2 separate regions of the Homo sapiens genome follow, and region 2 is linked to region 1. Evidence: chromatin loops called from intact Hi-C (ENCODE). Cell type or tissue: Calu3. All regions are shown on one strand.

Evidence for each region. A loop is a pair of places that touch in the nucleus more often than their neighbours do. Peaks named below come from ENCODE experiments on the same cell type or tissue, not always from the same donor. Only the 100,000 strongest peaks of a DNase experiment are listed, where the experiment ranks them.
Region 2: it touches region 1 in a loop (4-fold over the local background); 2 of 110 quality-filtered maps call a loop at or near these places.

What each region holds. Positions count from the first base shown.
Region 1 is chr1:216,191,206-216,199,205 of GRCh38, reverse strand. It overlaps USH2A (usherin), which reads left to right. Exons shown (of 72, transcript NM_206933.4): 18 at 622-891; 19 at 2,484-2,653. It overlaps USH2A-AS1 (USH2A antisense RNA 1), which reads right to left and starts at 5,484. Exons shown (of 4, transcript XR_922596.4): 1 at 4,977-5,484; 2 at 3,281-3,463. In Calu3, CTCF peaks have their summits at 4,950 and 5,257; a DNase peak (open chromatin) is centred at 4,965.
Region 2 is chr1:216,030,211-216,038,210 of GRCh38, reverse strand. The region is part of intron 32 of USH2A (usherin); the gene reads left to right. Among named protein-coding and RNA genes, the nearest start is that of USH2A-AS2, 38 kb to the left of the region's middle. In Calu3, no CTCF peak of the experiment used is centred here; a DNase peak (open chromatin) is centred at 3,480.

The DNA of each region.
Region 1 (8,000 bases):
CCATTAAGTTAATTTTTGCATTCATGCATTTGAACCCTTGGTTATATAGGCCAGACACACATTCACAGATTTTTAATCATTTATATCATGTACATATTATAGCAAAATCTTTCTTTAGATTTGTAAAGTTATTTGGTAAAACTGGGTAGAGATTGACTATAACATTTATGCAAACAGGGCTTATGTTAAACAAGTTAAATTAAAACCTCCAAATTTGAAAGGATACAGACTGGAGCTATAATGATCAAATTCCCCAAAAGAACTGGCCATTCTTAACAGAAATTGTGAATATCAATTCTGAAAAAGATTGAATTTACCTATGATAAAGTGTAGTTATTTTTTGTCTATGTGTTATCCATTTTGGTTTGTTTTCCTCATGAGTATGCCTTTAATAGTATTTTATACATTCATCTATATAGCAGTTTGTTGTCTTCTATGTACCTGTCATCTAGATTACTAAACTACTAAATCACTACATTTTGAATGCTAAAGAAATTGACAGTAATCTAATTAGAAAGACAATGAATATCCAGCACTCTTTAACTGACCTGTCCCTACCCTACCCCTAAAGTAACCCCTTTGTCTGATGAGTTACGTAGGTTCACTATTTAATTTCTCTAGGAATAATTATAAGATATGAACTATACATGAGAAGACTGAGATCTACTAAAGAAACCACATCTGAGGAAAGTCGAGTTTTTCAGAGCAGTGGTTGGCTCAGTCCTCATTCATTTGTAGAATCGGCCAATGAAAATGCATTAAAACCTCCTCAAACAATGACAACCATCACTGGCTTGGAGCCATACACCAAGTATGAGTTCAGAGTCTTAGCTGTGAATATGGCTGGAAGTGTGTCTTCTGCCTGGGTCTCAGAAAGAACGGGAGAATCAGGTAAAGATCAATGTTTTAAATTCTACTTTTAAAACCTCTGAATGCAAATGTTTCCTCAAATTAAAGTCAAAGTACTGTGAAAGTACATTTTGAAAAGCAAGAATTAGAAACTTCCATAGACCAAGGAAAATTTTCATATATATGGATTTGTTACATAAACAACTCAAGGTCATAAAGTACTTGCAGCAAGTTCTAGGGGGCAAAAGTAAATGCTTTAGTTATTAATTCATGGGGCGAAAATGGCTTAACTATAGTTATAGTCTTCTGGGAATGTTTGTCAAAAATAGCATTTGGTTTCCACTCCTGAAGTGGATTGGACACATGTCTCATCTTGCTCCATATACAGCCTAATTTATGTTCAATGAAAGAGATAACTGTCACCAATTCCACAAATTTGTCTTTGTTTTTATTTATCTTTCCAAAATAAATAGTTTAGATACTAGATTGTACATAATGACAGAATCGTGGACATCAAAATCTATAATTCACAAGTGTGCTTGTAAGCAGTTGGCATGATGATAAGGAAGGAGGACAACATATCTAAATTTTCTGGATTATCTTCATTAAGGCAAAAATTTTTAATCCTCCACTTTATTTTTTATATTAAAACACTTCAAATTTCATGAGCCTTTAAGAAAAAAAATACACTTTTGTTATGTGTTTAATCTGTAGATATCAAAGAAACCCAAACCCTGATCTAAACTTGACCTGTTAGGAATATGGAGGATGAGGGTAGCTTTAGGTTGATGTCCAAGGGAATCATTTCATGAATAAAATACGCATTGTGCTTGAGCATCTCTTAATGACTACCAGCCATCTTGGACAAATAATAGAGCCATGATAGCACAAGTGATGAGGCATGGCATTCTGGAAGGGGAAAATCAAGGTCAGAAATGAAAAGTAATGGGTGAAACTGCAATACTGGTCCCTCGTAATCTTATGGGTCACTAGCTAATGAAAGTGCAATGAGTTCCTTTGATAATACACCTTTGGTTAGCACATTTAAAATCCCTGTAAAGAGCTCAGGAGTGGCAGGGGGGAAAGGGAAATGCATGTGTATGTAACCTGAACATTTCAAGAAAAATTTAACAAAAACTTTGAGACATTCATTGGGGTTATTTAGAATGCTTTAGGTTTACCTCTTTCTGAAGAATAATATTCAGCCAGCTGCATTGGATTGGCTCAATGACATATTTCCCTACATGGGAAATCCAGTACATCACCATGCATTTTTCTGAACTTTTTGAACTGAGATGTTCTATTTTTGTGACGTTTTTTAGATACTCGTAAGACTTATAATTTCCTATCTATCCACTTTCCTATCTTTATGAACATGAGCAAATTCCTATGAGATTTTTATTTTGCAAGTAGAAAGTAGCTGGTAATATGAAGATGGAGAATATACTTTCAGATAACATTTTAAAAAGTGAATACCTTTTACATATACCAGCATATTCTTGGACTTTTTCAAAGCAGAATATTTTAAAAGGTAAAGGTATTTCAGAAACTAAATGAATGTGTGAATTAAATTTAAAAATATATAGGGACGACATTCATTGTTTTGATGTTATTGTTATTGTTCTCATTGATAGCACCTGTATTCATGATCCCTCCTTCAGTCTTTCCCCTCTCTTCGTACTCTCTCAATATCTCCTGGGAGAAGCCAGCAGATAATGTTACAAGAGGAAAAGTTGTGGGGTATGACATCAATATGCTTTCTGAACAATCACCTCAACAGTCTATTCCCATGGCGTTTTCACAGGTATTGTTATTTTTAACTAATGTCCTTTCAGAATTGGCTTAGGGCTTCATTTGGACATTTTTTGAGTTTGCAGAATTCTGTGACAGAATTCTCCCTCTATATTGATTAAACAGGGCATTTTTTCTTAATATAATATTATGTGTACAAGCCTCCCTCTTTGTATGTCACTTGTATTTTTCCAGTATAATCATATATTGAAACTAAGTTGGTATAATTTATTTCATAAGACTTGTTTTTTTTCCATTTATCATGTATCCTTAAATATTTTACATGAAGTTGACTTTCATTAACTGTGTACTATCATGTTATTTGGACACACAATAATTATTTAACCAGTCCACACTCAGTTGATATTGTATTGTATTAATTCTTTTGGAAATATAAATAACATTGATAAAACTTCTTATATGTACATTTCATATACATTTCTACTTCAAAAATCTGAAGAATTGAATTTATCACAGCTTATAACAAAATGAATTATGAATATGTTCAAAGTTTTGAATATACAGTCATATATTGCCTTCTAGTAATTCATCCCCCAGCTAGCAGTAGTGAGAATAATTATCATAGCTAAAAGTTACTGAGGCTTTACTGTGTACGTGAACTAATTCATCTGATACATACAGCAATCCTAGAGGATAGGAGGCTCTTGTTCTCTCCAGTTTACAGTTGTGGCTGATATACCTCTCTGCCCATTTTACCAGCATCCAGGTGGCCAATAGCAGAAGCTGATGGAAGGATGTCAACCGAACAAGTTCTTCTGTGTATTTGGCTGTTCAGTGCCTCCTCTGAGAGAGATGCTCTTCTCTGGGCATTAGCATAAGATAAAAAGATCTTTACACTTTATACCTACTCCCATAGATCTAGCCACATTTTTCTTTCCATGAATTCCTAGTTCCTGATCCTTCCATCTTTTTTTTTCATGCCCTTGGCCAATATTTCCAAGCCACTGCCATATTGTCCAGGTACATTTTACCTTGAGACACGTCTCTTTCCACACAACATGGGTGACCAGGTGAACTGCCTGAAGTTCTGCCCACTAAGAGGATTTCTTCGCTCTGCTGTTTCACAGGGTCATCTCTGACAAGGGTTTTAGAGCAACAGCTACCATTTAGACTTGCAGCCACATACCAAGACATCCTATCTGTAAACTAAATTCTGCTTTTTTTCCACATTCTTTCAGCTCTTAAGGGACCTCCCATGGGTCATAGGTATGAGCTGAGGTTGAGCCACCAGTATAAGAATGGTGGATGTCATGGGGGCCTGAACCACCTGCTTGCACAATGTATTACGGCTTTTGGCTCTGCTTATACCCAATCTCAGACATCCACTTCCATTTTATGATGAATTTCTGTTGGGCCCTTCTAACCTCAAGACTTGGCTGAGACAATTCCAAGATTATAAAAAAGTAGCTCTAGCTGCATGGCTATTTGGTGTTCCATGACCAGATGTTCTGTTTTTACTGAAGCCTGAAAGCATGCTAGGGCCATTTAGCAAATGGTATATAGTTTCCATTACATGTTATGCCTTTGTTCCAAGCTCTTGGGGTCTATCTGCCCTGTGATTCTCTTTCTATGTGTGCCTTGCAACATTTTTTCCCACAATGCTTACCTCTAGTGCTGTAAAAATTACTACATGTTATGTCCCAAGTGGCTCATCTGCCTGTACCACAGGCTGGACCTGGTGCAGAGCCCTTTCCGCCTCTGGGATACACTCAAAACTGGCAGCATTCCATATTACTCAGTAAATTTCTCAGAACAGTATTCTCAAATGTGGAATATGCTCCCTTCAGAATGTGAAGAGGTCAACTAGACATTTTGTTTCCTTCTTAGTGGTGGTAGAAGCAAGGTGCAATAATTTGTCCTTTATTTTGGAGGGGATATCCTAGCATGTCTCAGGCCACTTGAACTCCTAAAAACTTCACTGATATGGTAGATTCCTTAATCTTCATAATATTGCTGTCTCACTTTCTAGAACACATATGTCTTACCTCTGCATACCTACCATTTCTTGTTTGTCTGATTCATTTAATATGATGCTATCGATATAAAGAATACTGTCAAGGTGGCATTTATAGTTTGTCTTAAATTGGTGATTAATCACCCTCAGATTTCCTTTGTCTTTCTTCAGTGCATTGATGGCGACCAGCAAGATCCATGCATTGTCCTTATAATTACTAGTTTCCCCAGAGTAGTCCTTGTAATTACTAATTCCACCAAACCAGTGAATTACCTTCTACTGGTAACTCATCGCAGTTCACCACTAATGGAAGTTTAAGCATTGCACCACTAGGGCATGCTGTGGACTGTTAGTACTCTACCTGCTGTCTATGATGAGATCATTGTAAACCAGCAAGTGGATGATGGAGCTCCAAAATATCATTTTAGAGTCTCCTTCCTAGGGCCAGTCCTGTTACGACTATCTTAGGGCAAATTCCCCCGGAAGCAGACTCTTGGTAGAGGACTGAGTACAGGAGGTTTATTGGGGGAACTCTTTCAGAAACAACAAATGTGAAGTGATAAAGTATGTAGGATTGAGCAGCAAAGAAGCTGAACTGTGATGCAATAGTGGAAGCAGCCTCAGCGGATTCCGTGGGTAGTTCTGGAGCTGAAATGACCCTCTTAGCTTATCTCAAATTAAGCTAGGAAGTCAGACCTTTGTACCCTAGAGTATTTGTGTCCTCGGGCTGGTGTAACAAATTAACATAAACTGAGTGTCTTAAAACAACGGAAATTTAGGTGTTAGTACAGCCAGGTCCCCCACAGGCTCTAGGAGACAATTCTTCTCTTCTACCTACCTGTGGCTCCTGGTGTTCCTTGGCTTGTGGCAACATAACTCTAATATCTGCTGCCTCTGTCTTCACAAGTCCTACTCTGTGTCTCTGTCTCCTCTGGGTCTGTGTGTCCGTCTCATTTCTCCCATAAAAATACCAGTCATTGGATTTTAAGCTAACCTGAAATCCAGGATGACAACTAATTAATTACATCTGCAAAGACCTTATTTCCAAACAAGGTCTTATTCTGAATTTTTGGGAGACACTATACAATCCACTACTAATAGGTTTGCCATTTTTTTCTAAGCCTTTTTAGGAGACCAGAACCCATGTACAACACACAATTTTATTTTCTATACTGATGAAAAAGAAGAGCCAATAAATAATTTATGATTACTTATTTTTCATTAATCTGTCTACGTGTTCACTCATTTGCAATTATCTCATGATGAATACACAACTGGCATAATATATATATTTTGACTTAAACAGGTTAGTCTACCGATCTGGTATACCATGGGATTTAAGGTAAAGTTAGTTGTAACTTTCATGTGGTCTTTGCCATGTTGTATCTCATTTATACTCAATGTTTTATTTTGTTGTTTTTACTATTCTCTGGCTTTATAAACTATTCTTTCTTTGTAAAACACAGTTTTGATTTATCTATTACTTATATTATAGTAGTTGTTGTTCTAAGAAAAAAATAAGGTGAGAAATATTATTTATAAAATACAGCCTTAGAAGTCAACCTGTTTGTTCATATTCCACATCTCCCAATTATTAGCTGTATCACACGTCTCTCTGCTTCTGGTTTTATTCATCTGTGAAATGGGAAAACCATTTTTGCTCACCTACCTGCTTAAAGAGCCTGATAAATATTGACACATTATTATTAGTGATTATTATTAATGGTGTGGAACTACATTATACTTTATAAACTAGCTATCATTTAATGGGGCAGGAAAATAAATATTTTTATTATTGTTGTTGTTATTTAAAAGGCTGTTCCTTATGGCTGAACTGGAATAAGGACATAGATATATCACCTTATTCTCTTTTTTATTTTTATTTCTTTGAGACAGAGTCTCGCTCTGTCACCCAGGCTTGAGTGCAGTGGCGCAATCTCAGTTCACTGCAATCTTCTCTTCCTGGGTTCAAGCAATTCTTGTGCTTCAGCCTTCCAAGTAGCTGGGACTACAGGTGTGTGCCACTACACCTGACTAATTTTTTTTTTAATTTTTATTTTTAGTAGAGACAGGGTTTTGCCATCTTTGCCAGGTTGGTCTTGAACCCCTAGCCTCAAGTGATCCACCCGCCTCGGTCTCCCAAAATACTGGGATTACAGGCATGAGCCACTGCACTGGGCCTACCTTATTCTCTTTTGAACTCTCTCTCCTGTGCAAATATTCTCTGTTCAAGGAAATGAAATCAAAAGTAGCAGAACAAAGTCCAATTTTTTACCTTCTCAATGATTAAATTTGTATCTGAACTGACCTGAGTATGTCTTGTTATAATCTTTGTAAATAAATAGCCAAAATTCCCAGGGAAAATCTACTATAAAAATAACTAGTAAGAAACCTTTGCCTAAGAATGAGACAGGGGGGATACGTAAAAGTGGTGATGATGTAGGATTCATTGTGGGGGATCAAGCTGCTGTAGAATTTTTCCTACCCCTTTGAAGACTTATTTCATGAAAAACTTTCAATTAGATAGATTTTATAAGACTTATAAATTGACTCTATGTACATGATAAAGACAAAGTCTATCCAAGTGATAATTTTATGCTGCAAGTTCTGGGGCCAATAATGTATTTTTAAAATAATGTAATTTATAATAATCATCTGTAAAGAAGGAAAAGCCTTTTCAAAATAAATATTAGTGTAGATTTCTTCTTTCTTATTTTATTTCATCGTGGGTTCTTGCTACAAAGAATATTTTGCTTAAAAAATAGTTGTACTTCCTAAATTAAATAAGAAATAGCTTCATGTACTTTATCCTAAAAACAATACCATTTTCTAAAAATTTACATTGAAATCTACCAGGATTATTCTAAAAGGGATGAATATTACAGCAATATTCATAAGTTTAACTCAGTTCAAGGTTTATTTTACTTAGAAAATTTTAAATCACATTTCACAGAAAAGTTTGTATCTTCATTATATCAATAATGATTTTAAAATTAGAAAAATAAAGAATTACTTGGTATTTGATGTTTTTCTTATTTCAAAATGTAATTGCAAGGAAATGGTTTTAAAGTTTTAAATTTAAATTATTCCTAGAGTTTTAGAATCTTTAAAAACACCTTTATTTCTGAATGTTATTGAAACACTGTATTCTACATTCCAATCTCACTGCTTTTTAGAACAACTCATGTAACTTACGAAATTTTAAAGTCAACACCTAGGCAAATATTCCAAATGAATTTTATTTTACCCCTAAAGAGAAAGTCTCTAGAAAACTACTCCAAATGTTACTGAACTTTACATTTATCTGTATTTATATTTATGGAAGATTATTTTATATGACTATGTATCAGTAGCCCTAAGAAAATTAGTTTTGTACTCATAGTTA
Region 2 (8,000 bases), 160 kb after region 1:
CCAAAGAGATCGGCAGTTTACAAGTGGATAACTCATTTTCCTTAAAGGACAAGGAACAAGACAGTATTAAAGATGAAGCCTGCAGTGGCAGACCATCCACATCAATTTAGAAGGGAAAATATTCATTTTGTCTGTTTCCTAATTGAGGAAGACAAACAATTAACAACCAACATCATACACATCTCAATTGGTTCACTTTGTACAATTCTGACTGAAAAATTAAAGTTGAGGACATTAAACTTAGCAAGCTAACATAGGAACGGAAAACCAAATACCACATGTTCTCACTTATAAGTGAGAGCTAAATGATGAGACTCATGGACACATAGAGGGGAACTACACATACTGGGGCTTTTCAGAGGTGGAGGGTAGCAGGAGGGAGAGGATTAGGAAAAAAAAAAAACTAATGGGTACTAGACTTAATACCTGGGTGATGAAATAATCTGTACACCAAACCCCCATGACACAAGGTTACCTATGTAACAAGCCTGCCCTTGTACCCCTAAACTTAAAATAAAAGTTAAAAAAAAGTTGAGTGAACTTTCTACTTAGTGGGTGCCAAAACTGTTGCACCCAGATCAGCTACAGACAAGAGCAGAGCTTTCAATGGAAATTTTAAACAGGTGGAATCAATATCCTGAAACATTTTATCAAATAATTGTAATAGGAGTTGAAATATGGCTTTACCAGTACAATCCTGAAAACAAAGAACAATCAAAGCAATGGCTACTAAGAGGTGGAAGTGGTTCACTCAAAGCAAAAGTGGACCAGTCAAGAGCAAAGGTCATGGCAAAAGTTTTTTGGGGATGCTTGAGGCATTTTGCTTGTTGGTTTTCTGGAGGACCAAAAAACAATAACATCTGCTAATGATGACAGTGTTTTGAGAATGTTAGCCAAAGCTTTAGCATTAAAATGCCCAGGACAGCTTCACTAGAGTCCTTCTTCACCATGATGATGCCCCTGCTCATTCCTCTCATTGAACATGAGAAATTGTATGACAGTTTTCACGGAAAATCATTAGGATCTTACAGTTCTGATTTGGTTCCTTCTGACTTCTTTTCGTTTCCTAATCTTAAAAAAATCTTTAAGGAGCACCCATTTTTCTTCAGTTAATAATGTAAAAAAGACTGCATTGACATGGTTAAATTCCCAGAACAGTCAGTTATTCAGAGATGGACTAAGTGGCTGGTATCATCACTTACAAAAATGTCTTGACCTTGATTGAGCTTATGTTGAGAAACAAAGGTTATATTTTTATTTTTTAATTCCATTTTCCATGAAATTTTTGTAGTTCCCTTATATGTTCTCTTTTGTCACTGTCTTTTTCTTAGAGATATAGGAGGGAGAGTAAATCAGTACAACAATTTTTTGTGTTCCTGTACCTACATTCAGAACCCTCTGATCTACAGGCAATTGCTAAGATGTTGTTAGTTGTTAAATTCCTGTCTTCCAGAAAGCCATTGGAAAATTTGCAAACTGAAACATCTACCTCTTTCTCCAAGTTCAGATCTAGAAAATAATTATAGAAATGCTTCATCTGTGCAATTAGAATTTAGCACATGAAGTCACTGACCCGTGTACACTAGCAACAAACAAACCATATAAACCATTCTGAGTTTCCAACAATGTAATGTTGTGTGACCATAAAGTTTATGATGCTGTAGAAAAATATTTAATTTGGAAAGATAATAACAACAAATATTTTACACATATTTGAGTCTAATTCGTTAAAATATATGTGTATATACATAGATACATATACATGGATGTGTACATATACATATATAGGTATGTCCCCATATGGACATATACCAAAATACTAATAGTGATTATCTCTTAATAATGGGAGTCTGGTATTGCTTTTTTTTCTTTTCCTTGAGAGTCGTTCAATCTTTTAAATTCTCTACAGTTTGGATATTAGAAGTCAGATTCTTTTTGTAATGTTATTCCCAATTTTAATATATGTGATAAAATTGATAGAAAGGAAAGAAATTTCGGGAACCTGACTACACTTAACCATTAATACTTATCTCTAGTTTTCCCTAGTCTTCACCTTATATTTAATCAGGTTGATCGTCTTACTAATTTCCTTCTAGCCAATACCATAGATGACCTCTAGCACTATCTACCACCATCAAAACGTTATGTATATTTGATGATCTACCTCAATTCCCACATCTTCATTTGACTCATAGACTCTTCCATATCAAATTCCTACACATTTGTCATTTGGACACATTCTATCTTGCAATATTGACTTATTTTCAAAGGAGTAAATCTTGATTAAAAATAAGAATGTAAGTGCATTGGTTACAGTTATTATGCCATTATTTATTTTCAAAATTTCTGTAATATCTCACATAGGAATAAGGACCCAACTGGCATCCAACAAACTCACTGAATTGAGTTTAAATGAATTAAGTTGAAAAAACACTGAGACTCAGTAAATTAATATTTTAGAGAAAATAACAATAAATACCAATGCATAATTTGGATATAATTAACATGCTAAACTTGGTAAACAATTTTATTGAGGTAGGCTTTCCTGTAGCTTAGGATTTTTCATTTAATCATCCAATATATAGCAAATATATACAAATATTTGTTGCTCAATTATGTGTTTTAGCTTGCTAAGACTATTGTAACAAAGTAACACAAACTAGATGGCTTAAACAACAGAAATTGACTGTCTCACACTTCTAGAGACAGGGAGTCCCAGATCAAGATATTGGCAAGACTGGTTTCTTCTGAAGGCTATGAGGAGGAATCTGTTTCATCCCTCTCTCCTTGTTTTGGTTGTTTGCTGGCGATATTTGGCATTTCTTGATTGTATATGAATCATCCCAATCTCTGCCATCATCTTCACATAATGTTTTCCCTGTGTGCTTATCTGTGTACAAATTTCTCCTTTTTATAAGGACACTAGTCATATTGGATTTGGGCCCACCTTGTTGAGCTCATCTGAGCTAATTACAACTGCAGTTCTAGAGGCTAGGACTTCAACATATGAATTTTGGGGAGAACACAATTCAACGTGTAACTCTAGTGCTGTGCATTTGATGCTGTGATTAATAACATTCTAAAACTTTCCTGAAATACCTAAAACATATTAGAGAATTTAAGGTGTGTGTTCACAATCAGTTTTAAGATGGATATGGCCCATGACAGTAATGAAAATATTTAGAAAAGGTGATAATCAATTCCATCTGGAATGCTCCCAGCCTTACTTTTTGCATCTTCACAATCACATCTCTTACTTCCCTGGCTTGCTTTCTTTGATTCTTTATAGGAGTGATTAGTTTCCTAGTGCTGCTTAATACAATACCCAAAATGGGATGCCTTAACACAATAGAAATGTATTCTCTTGAAGTTTGAGAGGCTAGAAGTTTGAAATGAAGGTATCAGTAGGCCCATTGTCTCTCTGAAAACTGTAGGGGAGAATCCTTCCTTGCCTATCCCGCCCTCCAGTGGTTTCTGGCAGTCAGTGGTATTCTGACAGTCAGTGGTTTCTGGCAGGTGTCTGTCAGTCAGTGGTATCCTGGCAGTCAGTGGCTTGCAGTTGCGTCACCCCAATCTCTGCTTGTATCATTACATAGTGTTTTCCCTTCTTCTAAAGTTCTCTCCTCCTCTAAGGATAACAGTCATATTCAATTTAGGGCTCCCCGTCTTTCAGTATGACCTCAACTTAACTTCATGACATCTGCAAATACCTTATTTTCAAATGAGGTGACATTCACATGTACAGGGAGTTAAAACATGGAGATACCTTTTGGGAGGACAAAATTCAATCCACTACACCTCCATTGACTCCACAACTACTTTGCCACTCAGTTGAAACTGTTCTCACCTAGATTGTCAATGTTCTGGTAGTCTCCAATTCAGGGACAGAGTGGAGGTTGTATAATTCATGATGTTTTATTGATGATTCCTCCATCTCAGAACATTCTTCTCTTGGTGTCTGTGATACCTCACCTTCTCAATTTTCCCTATTACTGTTCAAGCTCTGGTGTGATCTCTTCCTCATTTTCTTCCACGCACAAATGTTGGTTTCCCCCAGGATTCCTCTTGAAACATTCCACACAATCTCCCTTTGAAAACTCAGTAGTCCTTGTCTTCAGATATTTTTCCTAAGCCATGAACATTTTTCTCACTGCATATTGGGCACTCCTGCTACAAGTGTTTTTACTCCAACTCCTTAAAACTGAATTTATTTTATCTGCCACATCCTACCAATGTGCTCTTTTTTCTGAGTTTTTTATCTTTGGGAAAAGTAACACTATTCATTCTTTTTCCCAAACAAAAACCCAGCATTAATCTTTGATTACTCCTCCTTCATCCTTCACATCCAAACTTTTTTGCTGTTCTTGTTTTAAGACAGGGTCTTCCTGTGTCACCCAGGCTGGATGGAGTGCAGTGGCGCATTCACAGCTCACTGCAGCCTCGACCTCTTGGGCTCAAATGATCCTCTTGCCTCCCGAGTAGCTGGGGCCACAGGTGCATGCCACTACACCTGGCTAATTTTTGTAGAGATGAGGTTTCACCATGTTGCCCAGGCTGGTCTTGAACTCCTGAGCTCAAGAGATCTGCACATCCAGTCTTAAAATCCAAACTGCTGTTGCCCTATTACACTTATCACCTGGCTCCTATCTACTTTCTTAGCCTTATATCATTCTTTTATTCTCATTTATTTCTACAACACTACATTGGTTTTCTATTTCTGTTGGTTTGTTTTGTGAAATACCACATGCCTTTTCCTACATGCAGACTTTTGAACTTTCTGTTCACTCTGACTGGAATTTACTTTCCCCAGTTCTTTACATGGCTGAATCATTGTCTTCCTTGAGTTCTCAGATCTTATAAAACCTTCTCTATATTTGTTAGAATAACCTAGATGTTATAAGCATACACACATATACATACAGAGAGATGATAGTTTTTAATAGTGAAAACACAATAAAAGTTTATTTCTTGTTCACTTAGCATTGAGTGCATACAAAGTTTGGTCCACAGAGTTTCCTTTTTCTGCACAGTCATTCAGGAATGCAGGCAGATGCAGATTCAGATTCTGTCTTATTTAACACATGACTTCCAAGGGAGCTCTGGAGTTATTTCCATTGCTACAGCAGATGAGGAAGAAGATTGAGAGATCATCATGGCAGATTGTTATGGGCCAGGCCTGGGAGTGAAGGTATTAAAGCAATACCTTGTACTAACTCAAAGTTCTGTAAATCAGAAATTTGGGTGGATTTAATTGGGTTCGTAATTAGGGCTTTACAAGGCCAAAATCAAGAGTTGGGGCAGTTTGGGCTCTCATCTGAAGGCTCTGGGAAATAATTCACTTCTAGACTCATTCAGGTTGCTGGCTGAATTCAGTTTCTTGCAGTGGTAAGGCCAAGGTCCCTGTTTCCATGTTGCCTGTCAGTCATGAGCTGCTATCAGCTTCTAGGGGCCACCTCAGGTCCTTTCACATGGCTCCCTCCATCTCAATGATGGAGGATATCCAGTCCCCCTCATGCTTCAAATCTCTCTGACTTTTGCCTCCAGCTGGAGAAAACACTCTGCTTTAAATTGCTCGTAGTTAGTTTGCACCCACCAGGATTCATTTCCTTTTCTCCATATAAGGTAAGATAATCATAAGTGTGATATCTCATGAAATTCACAGATTCCACCCACACTCAAAGGGGGAAAATTGTATATAGGTGTGTGTCACTGGGAGTCATTCTTAGAATTCTTCCTACCACAGGTTCAGAAGCAGAATCACTCAAGCATGGTTCTTACCCTGTGACCTTACTAAGCCTTGGTTTCCTGGTAGAATGGTAACAACAGTACCTACTTTAGGGATTTAGTATAAAAATTAAATGTGATAGTGCATATAAAAAGATTAGCATAGGTCCCATAACTCTTCTAAAAATGGTAAATAATCAACAACCCATGCTATTAGTCGCAGAAATAAGGAAATTATTGTTATATCATCATAAATATTCTTAATGCAAAACATCCTCTGCATGCAAAAAAAAAGCATGTCTCTAAACTTCATGTTCAATTTAACTCAGAAAATATTTGTTGAGCAGGTACTATGTACCTCAGAGGTTAGAAGTTATTTATAAAACTAAGATACTGTCATTCTTCCTCAAATCATTCCCAGTTCAATTGCTTAGACAGAAATACATAAAACTAAATAGAATGCTGTCCAACCTGTGGTAAATTCTGTAACATGTGTGACAACAAAAGAGAAGGGTTCAACCCAGTGTGGAAGATAAAGTGTCACAGAAGAATGTTCACAGGCTTTAGAGTCGAGTTTAAGAACTGAGGAACAGGCAAACATAAGGACCATGGTTGCGTAGTCACTAGACACAGAACTATTAATGCGCATTTCACAAAAATTAAAGAGGGAAGAGTTTAATATGAGTGTGCACCCTGGGTAAGTAATCAATAGTGAGAAGCAAGGTGGGATTGAGATTATCAAAGGTGCTAAGTTATGTTGAGATATTTGAACTTTGTTCTGAAGCAAGAGAGAACCATTGAAGGATTTTCAGAAATACCACAAGACAATCAGTGCTTTAGAAAACACATAGTTGGAACATATCATTGCTTCAACATAGCGAAGACTGAGTCTGTGTAGCTGTTTTCTCCATTTAGCAGGCATAAGGACAAGTGGGTTAGAACACTAAATGCAAGAAGCTAATTGGACTTAACAATACAGATGGCAAAAGGATGAGGAGAGGAGAGAAACGCATTATGTTTATTTGTTAACAGCTCTATTGTATTGTATTTATATGCATTAGTCAGTGTAAAATAAAATCTGCTTATTTTAAATCCTTTTAAATAGTGTTTAAATATTTCCTGATGACACAATCTGCTAAAGTATTTACCCTTGGTGCAGATTTCCATTAACCTTGCTGTAGATACTAAGCCTACAACCATATATTTATAGGGGGCTCAATTATGGGGTAAAGCCTAGTGACATCATTATAAAAGCACATCTGGATAAGCTTTAGGGTCTTTGTCTTTCTATCTGATTTAGGAAATTTAGTAAACTGTAGGAGAATACCATTATTAACAGCCCCTGAATTCTCAGATTATGAGGATGTCCTTTCTCTCAAAATAAAGGAAGAGAGGGATTAAAATCTCTAAAGCTGTAAATGATATAGAGAAATGCCCAGTACACAGATATCAGGGATATTAGGGGAATCCAGTTGTGTTGGATATACAAGAAGAAAAAAAAGGCAGAAATTAAATTCAAAGTATTCTTTCCTCATGTCTTTTGTCAGTTTTTTTTTATTGTTTTTTAGAGAGTCTATATAAATCCTTTGGTTCCCTAAAGGACAAAATTCCTTTGATAATTTTACAAATTCTTTTCTAAATAGTATCTCTGTATTGTAGATTAAAAAAATTAATACCTAGGAAAGGTCAGGTCACTTCTTTCAGTCAAGGAATGACTCATTCATGAAACTGGAAAGAAAACTTCTTTTTCACTCACCCCAATACTTGATAGCTATCTTAAATTGAATATGTCTTTAACAGTATATTTGATATTATCAGTGTATTTTGATTTATATATATATATCGTATATATTATATATCTGTGATATATATCTATATATCATTTATATATCTGTGATATATATCTATATATCATTTATATATCTGTGATATATATCTATATATCATTTATATATCTGTGATATATATCTATATATCATTTATATATCTGTGATATATATCTATATATCATATATATTATATGTCTGTGATATATATCTATATATCATATATATTATATGTCTGTGATATATATCTATATATCATATATATATCTGTGATGTATATCTATATATCATATATATTATATATCTGTGATGTATATCTATATATCATATATATTATATATCTGTGATATATATCTATATATCTTATATATTATATATCTGTGATACATATCTATATATCATATATATTATATATCTGTGATGTATATCTATATATCATATATAATATAT